2 separate regions of the Homo sapiens genome follow, and region 1 is linked to region 2. The links are chromatin contacts, found by Hi-C or POLR2A ChIA-PET in ENCODE. All regions are on one chromosome and are shown on one strand. The core of a region is the stretch at or near the end of the contact, and the rest is flanking DNA. Distances in the headings are between cores, read along the strand shown.

Evidence for each region. Hi-C counts contacts between places; a loop is a spot of excess contacts on that map. ChIA-PET counts read pairs that join two places held with the same protein, here RNA polymerase II (POLR2A). Pooled maps may share reads with other maps.
Region 1: a loop to region 2 is called in a map of natural killer cell, with 12 times the contacts of the local background. The contact joins the promoter of TIGIT here to the promoter of USF3 in region 2. A Hi-C loop is called at or near these places in 1 of 168 maps with a recorded cell type or tissue (natural killer cell) and 6 of 50 pooled maps. POLR2A ChIA-PET finds 5 or more read pairs at or near these places in 2 of 52 experiments (OCI-LY7 and activated T-cell).

The regions. Positions count from the first base shown.
Region 1 is chr3:114,291,924-114,295,389 of GRCh38, reverse strand. It overlaps TIGIT (T cell immunoreceptor with Ig and ITIM domains), which reads right to left and starts at 1,362. Exons shown (of 4, transcript NM_173799.4): 1 at 1,268-1,362. The coding sequence starts at 1,328. RefSeq lists an enhancer at 3,164-3,466.
Region 2 is chr3:113,695,311-113,699,150 of GRCh38, reverse strand. USF3 (upstream transcription factor family member 3) reads left to right here and starts at 2,509. Exons shown (of 7, transcript NM_001009899.4): 1 at 2,509-2,781. RefSeq lists silencers at 2,299-2,768, 2,789-3,178.

The DNA.
Region 1 (3,466 bases), core at 113-2,612, 600 kb before region 2:
TTCCTGTTTCTTCCATTTCAAGAGACGCTCCTCTCCATGCCTGTTATTCAAGGCTCCCAGTCCCCCATTCAGGTTGTCTTTCCAGTCTTCTCACCCTTCTCCACACATCTCTACTCCAGCCCAGCCCAGCCCATCTCCTCCCCACCCACTGCCCTATGCTTCCAGAGCTGACTTCTGCCCCTCTTTACACCTCGCCCACAGGGAGGCTTGTCAAGGCTGCACTCCCTCCCCGCCTCCTAGAAGACCTCAGCCCATCTCAACCTCCCTTTTCCTTTCACATTCACTGCCTGTATTGTATAATTAGCACCTTACTAAATGCCTGGCTTATGACTACACAACTTAGCACGTTGCCCCCTCGCATATTCTGCTATGTAGCTTCATGGCCAGCTTGTTATTTTCGTAGGCCTATTTTGTCTACCCACTTAGAATATAAGCCCTTGTCAGCTGATACCACCTCTTCTGTTTTTATTTTGTTTTGTTTTTATGTTTCTTCCTGCGGCCTAGTTCTATGCTGGATGCATTATCCTTTGAAATAAAACCTTGCTGTTTGGTTGATTGTCATTTGCAGTGCCTGAAAAAACCTTCAGGAAAGCCAAGAAATCCAATAGCAAAGGAAGCTTAGCAGGAAACCCTGCTTCTCCCAGGCATAACCACCCTCTCAGCACTTAACCTCTCCCCAGCAACCCTGGGCACATCTCCATCCTCAGATAGTTCAGAAGGCAACATAAAAACTAATTTATACCACAGTTTTTAAATATTTGTGTTCCCCTCCCTCAGAAATATTTGACTCTGATTTTTAATATAGAAGAAATAAATTTAACAAAAAATCAGTCTCTAGTGGTAGAACCTCTGGAATCTGTGAAAAAGACATTTTCAATTCACAGAGAACTTATAATGTTTTCCTGGAAAGTTCCTGAAAGGCAACAGAAAAGAAGCTGGAGCAGGAATGAGCTTCTAAAAGCAAACTGGCAATGCCTCCTGCCCAGCCCTTCTTCTTCTCCTGCTCCTTCTTGTGCTGGCCAGTCAGGCTCCTCCAACCCCGGAAGTCTGCAAAGTCCTTCATCTGCCACCAAAAACAGAACCCCACCTCATTCTCAGAGATTGTCCTTTCTTAAATAAGAGTACACAGGACTCTAAAAGTTGCAATTTCTTTCTCTCAAGCAGCTGTGGCATGCTCTTGGAGTCTTCCCTACACAAGCACCCAAGTCTCCAACCAAGCTTAGCCTTGTTTTTCCTCCCTGCTGCTCTGCTGGGTTTCAGGCCTTACCTGAGGCGAGGGGAGCCTGCCTCAGCCCCTGGGCCCAGATCAGGAGGAGACACCAGCGCATGCTTCTGCCCAGAGGGCCTACAGGAAGCAGATGTGGCCTCTTCTGCCACTGAAAGTAGCCGACTGCAGATAGGACGGTAAAACTGAGCCTCTGAGAAAAGACGGTCTCGGAAAAACCAAGTTTGGCAAAAACCATATTAAAAACACATAAAGTTGTCAACAAATACACAAACTGCATAGGGTGAGCCACAAGAAAGGCCATGAAGGAAACATTTAAAAATAAATGAAAATTGTGGTTAGAGGTACACTCGTCTTTGGATTATAGTCAATCTATTGTTTTTAAGTTCTGTCTTAATGTTTTTTCTAAAAATCAGCCTTTATTCAAAGAGCTCAAGGGCATCTGTGTAGTGCCCAAGATTCTGAAGAATCTGCTACTGATGAGGAACTGTTGGCTGAGCTCCTCTGGCATCCTCCTGATGAAGAATGTGCAATGATAAGAGAAGCTTATCATTGTAGGGACTTACAGGCCAGGGACTGCACTTGAAATCTAATGAACAGGTGAACAAGAAGTGTTTACTTGGGGGATGATACATGGATGGGACAAAGGTCTTGGACAAACACAGCAACTTTCCCTTGAAGGAGATCTTCTACTCGAATCTTATTTCTTTTGTCTTGTTTATCTGGACTGAGACTTTATTGAATTCTGGCTTGATTTCTCTGGTGCAGTAGGATCAGAGGAGATTAGAGGAGAGAGCTTTCCTGTGCACAATGACCTCATGAGAGCTGGAAATGCAAAGAAGGGTGAGCCCCTGGGAGCTGACCCAGGAGAGGGATTGGTTGACATTTGCCTGGAGCTCCCAGCCCATCACCAGGTCCTACTATGGACCCATCCTTCTTTCCTCCCTCCCTCCCTTCATTCATTTGAAAGTCCCTGGGTGCCTACAAAGCACCAACCTCAACACCAGGCTCTGAGGATATGAGAGTAAATAATCACAGCCCCTACCCTCAAATAGTTTACAAAGCTTGTTCCTTGGTGAACTCAGTCAGGAGAGGGGGTAGAAGATCCACATTCACCTGCCTCGCAGGCTCTCAACACAGTTGCCTTGGGGATGCTCCATGTTGTACATCCTGAAAATCTGCATCTGCACCCAGAAGCATCTGAAGCCTGGTGCCCCACCCCCTCCATTCCAGCCATGCACCTCTAGCATTTCACACCATCCAGGCTCCTACCCTCCTTCTCCCTTGCAAGGTCTTCTATCTCAGGCCAGTTTTCTCCCCTCTCTGGGTTCTGCCTATCCCCAACTCTATGACTTGTATACCCCTTATACCCCACCTCCAGACCCTTAGACAATATACGCCTTACCAGCTTCTCTCTGCCTACCCAAAGCAACCTGTCCTTCAAGGCTCACATCAAGAGATGCCTTGCCTTTCAATAGCTACAAAGCCTTCAGCTGAAGGAGAAATAATACCTAATGTGTGTCCAAGGGAAGGTGCCAAGGTTGAACTGGAGGGATGTTTCCCAAACTCACTAAGGCCGGGGAGCCAGGAGTGGCAGGGCCAAGAGCAGCTAGTGGGACTAGAGCACAGAAAGTGGTGGACACTAGGATTTGGGCTATAAAAATTTACAGCCTGTGTTTCCATAGTTGAGCTGGGTGGGAGCCAAAGAGGTGAGACCTCTCTTATATAATGAGATATCCAGAGAAACTTAGAGGTGGTTTTAAACAATTGTTAAATAATTTTTCTGTTTTTTGCTAAGTAACCAGTCCAAAGAGGAATATGGTCAAGTCCATTTTGATCAATGGTGCTCTAGAGGGGGATGATTAACAGACTGGGTCCAAAGTCATCCTGTTTGGTGACCTTGGAAAACTTTCTCAACCTCCTGAAGGCTCAGTTTCCCCATGTGCATATAGGAATAAGAGTACCTCTTTCATAGGGTTGTGAGGATTTAATTCTCTAGTGTTTGGTGAAGTGTTCAGCACAGTGCCTGGAAGATGGCAGGAGTTCAATACATCAACAGTAGTATTGATAACAATATTAATTAAGGAAGTGAAAGGAAAATTGGAGGACAATATCCCTATCTATATAATGTGCTTTGTCAAGAGTAAAATCCTAGTCTCCAGACTCCAAGGCCAGGGTTCCACCCAACCTCTTCATTCTGCCCTCCTTATCTGATAGAACAGGAGGATAGCATGTTTCTGC
Region 2 (3,840 bases), core at 1,260-3,759:
GCGGGCGCTGGCACCCCCCAGGTACCGCACACAGTAGTCCCTAGGAAGGAGGCTCACTTTGCGCGTTCTTGCCTCCTGGAGCAGGATGGGGGTGGGTGGAGCTGAGGCCGGGGCCTCCCCGCAGCTCTGGCCGCCGCCCCAGGCTTTCAGTAGCCTCCTCCCGCAGTCACTCATCTCCAGTAGTAGGAAAAAACGGAGGTCTTGATATGAAACTGGGGATGCAAGGAAGTACTTATATATCATGCAAATAGTCTTTCAGCACCATTGAAAAGTCTCAAGAATGTGGGTGAAAATCAGATTCACTCTGTCCACTTGAAAAAAATGAACTAACAGCCCTATAGACCAGTTTCACTTGGCCAGTATATTTTACCACCAATATAGGTCACTGTAAGCACTGCCAGCTAGTTTGAAAATAGGACTGGTGTGATTATCTGAAACTGATGTTGAATGGGTAAAGCCAAAAAAAAAAAAGATCTCTGGGCTTCAGCCCAGGAGTTGAAGATCAGCCTGGGCAACATAATGTGACCCCCATCTCTATCCAAAAGAAAAAAATAATTGCCGGGCATGTGGTTCCAGCTACTTGGGAGGCTGAGGTGGGAGGATCGCTTGAGTTTGGGAGGTGGAGGCTGCAGTGAGCTGTTACAGTGCCACTGACCTTCAGCCTTGGCAACAGAGGGAGACCCTGTCGCAGGAAAAAAGAAAAGAAAGAAAACAAAGGAAAGGAAAGGAAAACAAAGGAAAGGAAAGGAAAGGGAAAGGGAAGAAAAGGAAAAGAAAAAGAAAAGAAAAGAGAAAAATCCCTGTTTGGGATTTAGGCTACACTTAGGTAATAAGGATTAATTTAAAAAGCTAATATTCTGATCTTTATCAAACGGAAATTGTTCTTCTTTTCTACGTCTATATCGTGCCAGAAATATATTAATGTGTATTTTTTAAAGGTGATCTAAAGGAATGGTTAAATTCTGTTTCATGAATCATCAAAACTATTTGTTTTTACTTTAGAATTGATGCATTGCAGTTGTTTAGGAAATCATGCACACCCTGGATATGATATTTGTTAACGAGAAATACCTTGTATTCTGAACACACTGGAAATTGTTTCCTATGGCTGAGCATACCAATACTATACAATTTTATGGTGATGTTATTAGCATTGCTATTATGGCTCTGACTCGTAGAATCTTTCTTATCTGCAGTTTTGATTTGGATGTGCCAAGTCTGTTCAAAGGCTAATTAGAACTTCGTGTGCCTAGATGGATGAGTTAAAGAAAATTTCTAGCCTGTTTATTAGTACCACAGTTTATAAGCAACATTACAGGCCTTCCGTTTCATCATAGCTTTTCAATCTGCTGTACAAACATAAGACTCCGTTACTGTTAGCCTTTACCCTTTTGCTCAATGCGATGTCTGCTGCTTCTGTATACAGGCTCAAGTAATTCCCATTATGCCATGCCCTGTGTGCACCTTCTGGAAGTTAGCCCACGGACATCTAAGATCTGGGATATTTCCAAATCTGGTTGTGGAAGGGCTTGGAAATCTATAACCGCAACTAGGTGGAGGACACCTGTTTCAGCAGGAGGTTATAAAATATGAAGCGAAACTAGGAAGAGGGAGTTGTGATCACGGTTCCAAGGGCTCCACACAGATCCTGGAGTTAAGGGGCACTCAGGTCTCCATTTCGTGACCCCTGGCCCTACCTCTCCTAGATCCAGGTATTTAGTAACCCAGGCTTGAGATCTCAAACCCCATCCCCCAATGCCAAACTCCCTTGTCCCAGCTGGGAGGCCCCCAGGGCATTTCTGAACATGGCCATCTCCAATTCACAGAAATCTGTGTGTTGTTGCAAATAAAGGATGACAAGAGACCACAGCCTACGAATGCGAGCAGCGTCAAGTCAGCAACAATCTTCCAGTTATCGAGAAGTCGGAAACGTCTGATTCTTTCTTCTCCACATTTACTAAGACGTATCTTCTCACCTTCCTGCCCTCCACGTTAAGAGGGGCTAACTATTCCGAAAGACTTCCGTGCCCTCTTCCTTTTCAATTTTTCCACTTCCAAACTCCTACCGAAAGACGAAGAAAAGAGACCACAGAAGAAGATACAAAGAAGTTTCTTAAAACACCTTCTTTTCTAGGTTCTCAAGGCGTCCCCTTTAAGGAACCAGGCCCACCTCTTTCCCATTCACCTACTGGCTTTCCTTCCTGTCCGTCACTCTACCTTTAAGAATATTTCCTGTTTCTTCAACCCAACTTGCACACCTCCGCCCCCCGGCCCTCCTCATTGGGCCGCCCGATCCCCGTTCACTCCTTGGTTTCCTCTCCGCCTCCTCCCGCCCTCTAGCGTAGTGCAACGGCATTCTGTCTTCTTATTGGCTACCACGGCAGCGTTCCCGCAGCCTGATTGGCGGGTTGAGTGAAAGAGGCGGGAACGCGGCGCGCCCAGGGTAGGCTGTTCGCTTGCTGAGCTGCGGCCGCGGGAGGGGCGGGGAGGGGCGGGGGGAGGGGGGCTGGGAAAGTTGAGGCCGCGCTGCCGCCGGGTCTCCGGCCTTGAGGGCTCGGGCTCGCAGCGGCTGCGGTGGCCGCAAAAAGAGGCGGCGGGGGCGGGGGGAGAGGAGGGCCTGGGCCCGCGCTCCCCCAGCCCCGGAGGAGCAGGCGGTGGCCGCGGACGGAGAGATTCGCCCAGACGGTCAGACACTCCTGCCTTCCCCTCCTGGGATCATGACCCAGGCGGGGGTCGCCGCCGTCGCCGCCGCCACCGCGGCCGAGACCGCGCAGCCGGCGGGTAAGTGACTGCGGGAGGGGGCCGCTGACAGCCGGGGCGGGGGGCGGGGGCCAGGGCTGCGGGGGCGGCTCCGGAGGGCGGCCCCGGGCTCAGCTCCACCCACCCCCTTCCTGCTCCGGGAGGCCAGGGCTGCGCTAAGTGCGCCTCCTTCCTGGGGACCCTTGCGTGCGGCACCTGGTGGGGCGTCAGCGCCCGCGGCGAGCGCACCCCTCATCTCCCGCCCGCCCTGCGTCCCCGGCTGCCAGGCCCGTGGGGGGCTCGCACTGCGCCCCAGCTCCTAGATGCGCGCGGGGCGAGAGGGGCCCCACGCTGCCCTGGGTGCATAAAGAGCTGGGCAGCCAGGTTCACACCAGATGGCCTTTGCCCGCCTCCTTCACCTTTTCCTGTCTTCTTCATTCCCCTTCTTTCCTTGCCCTCTGAATTTCTTTCGTACCCGTTCGTCAGACTCATGTGGCTTGCTTTTTCCCTCTCACCCCTCTGTCGAAGTGTTAGGCTTGTGTTTTCTTTTTAGAAGCCGTTCTTTTGCTTTCTGAGTAGAAGCAGTGCAAGTGAATGACCAACTCTTGAAATCTACTTTCATGTATCCGGATGAAATATAAGATTCCTGGACTCTTGTTCATGTTTACAATTTTGATAGTTGAATTCACCCCACTCGTTCTTGAAGCTTGTCCTCCCAACCCTCCTCGTTACATTGGGATATGGTCCTTTGCGTTTATTAACTTTATCTGGAAATATGAGACTGCATAAACCAAAGTGCAGAATTTCAACTTCCGTTCTTGTAACATTTTTACCATCAAGTAGATACAGTAACCTAACACCACACAGATCAAGACAGTCGTGGCCAACTGTGTAGGCAAAGAAGACATTTCCTTACCTATAAACAACGTACAGATTTCTTGAATAAATCTTACGGTGAGTTACATGGATCCTGAAACATATTCCCAGGTTTGCTCTTTTGTAAAGAAAACCAAACAGACAAACCTGCCTTTTGAAGGATCAACAGGCTGTCCTACTCTCCATTCACCTTGATGACTTTTTTCTCTCCCATAGAACTCTTGT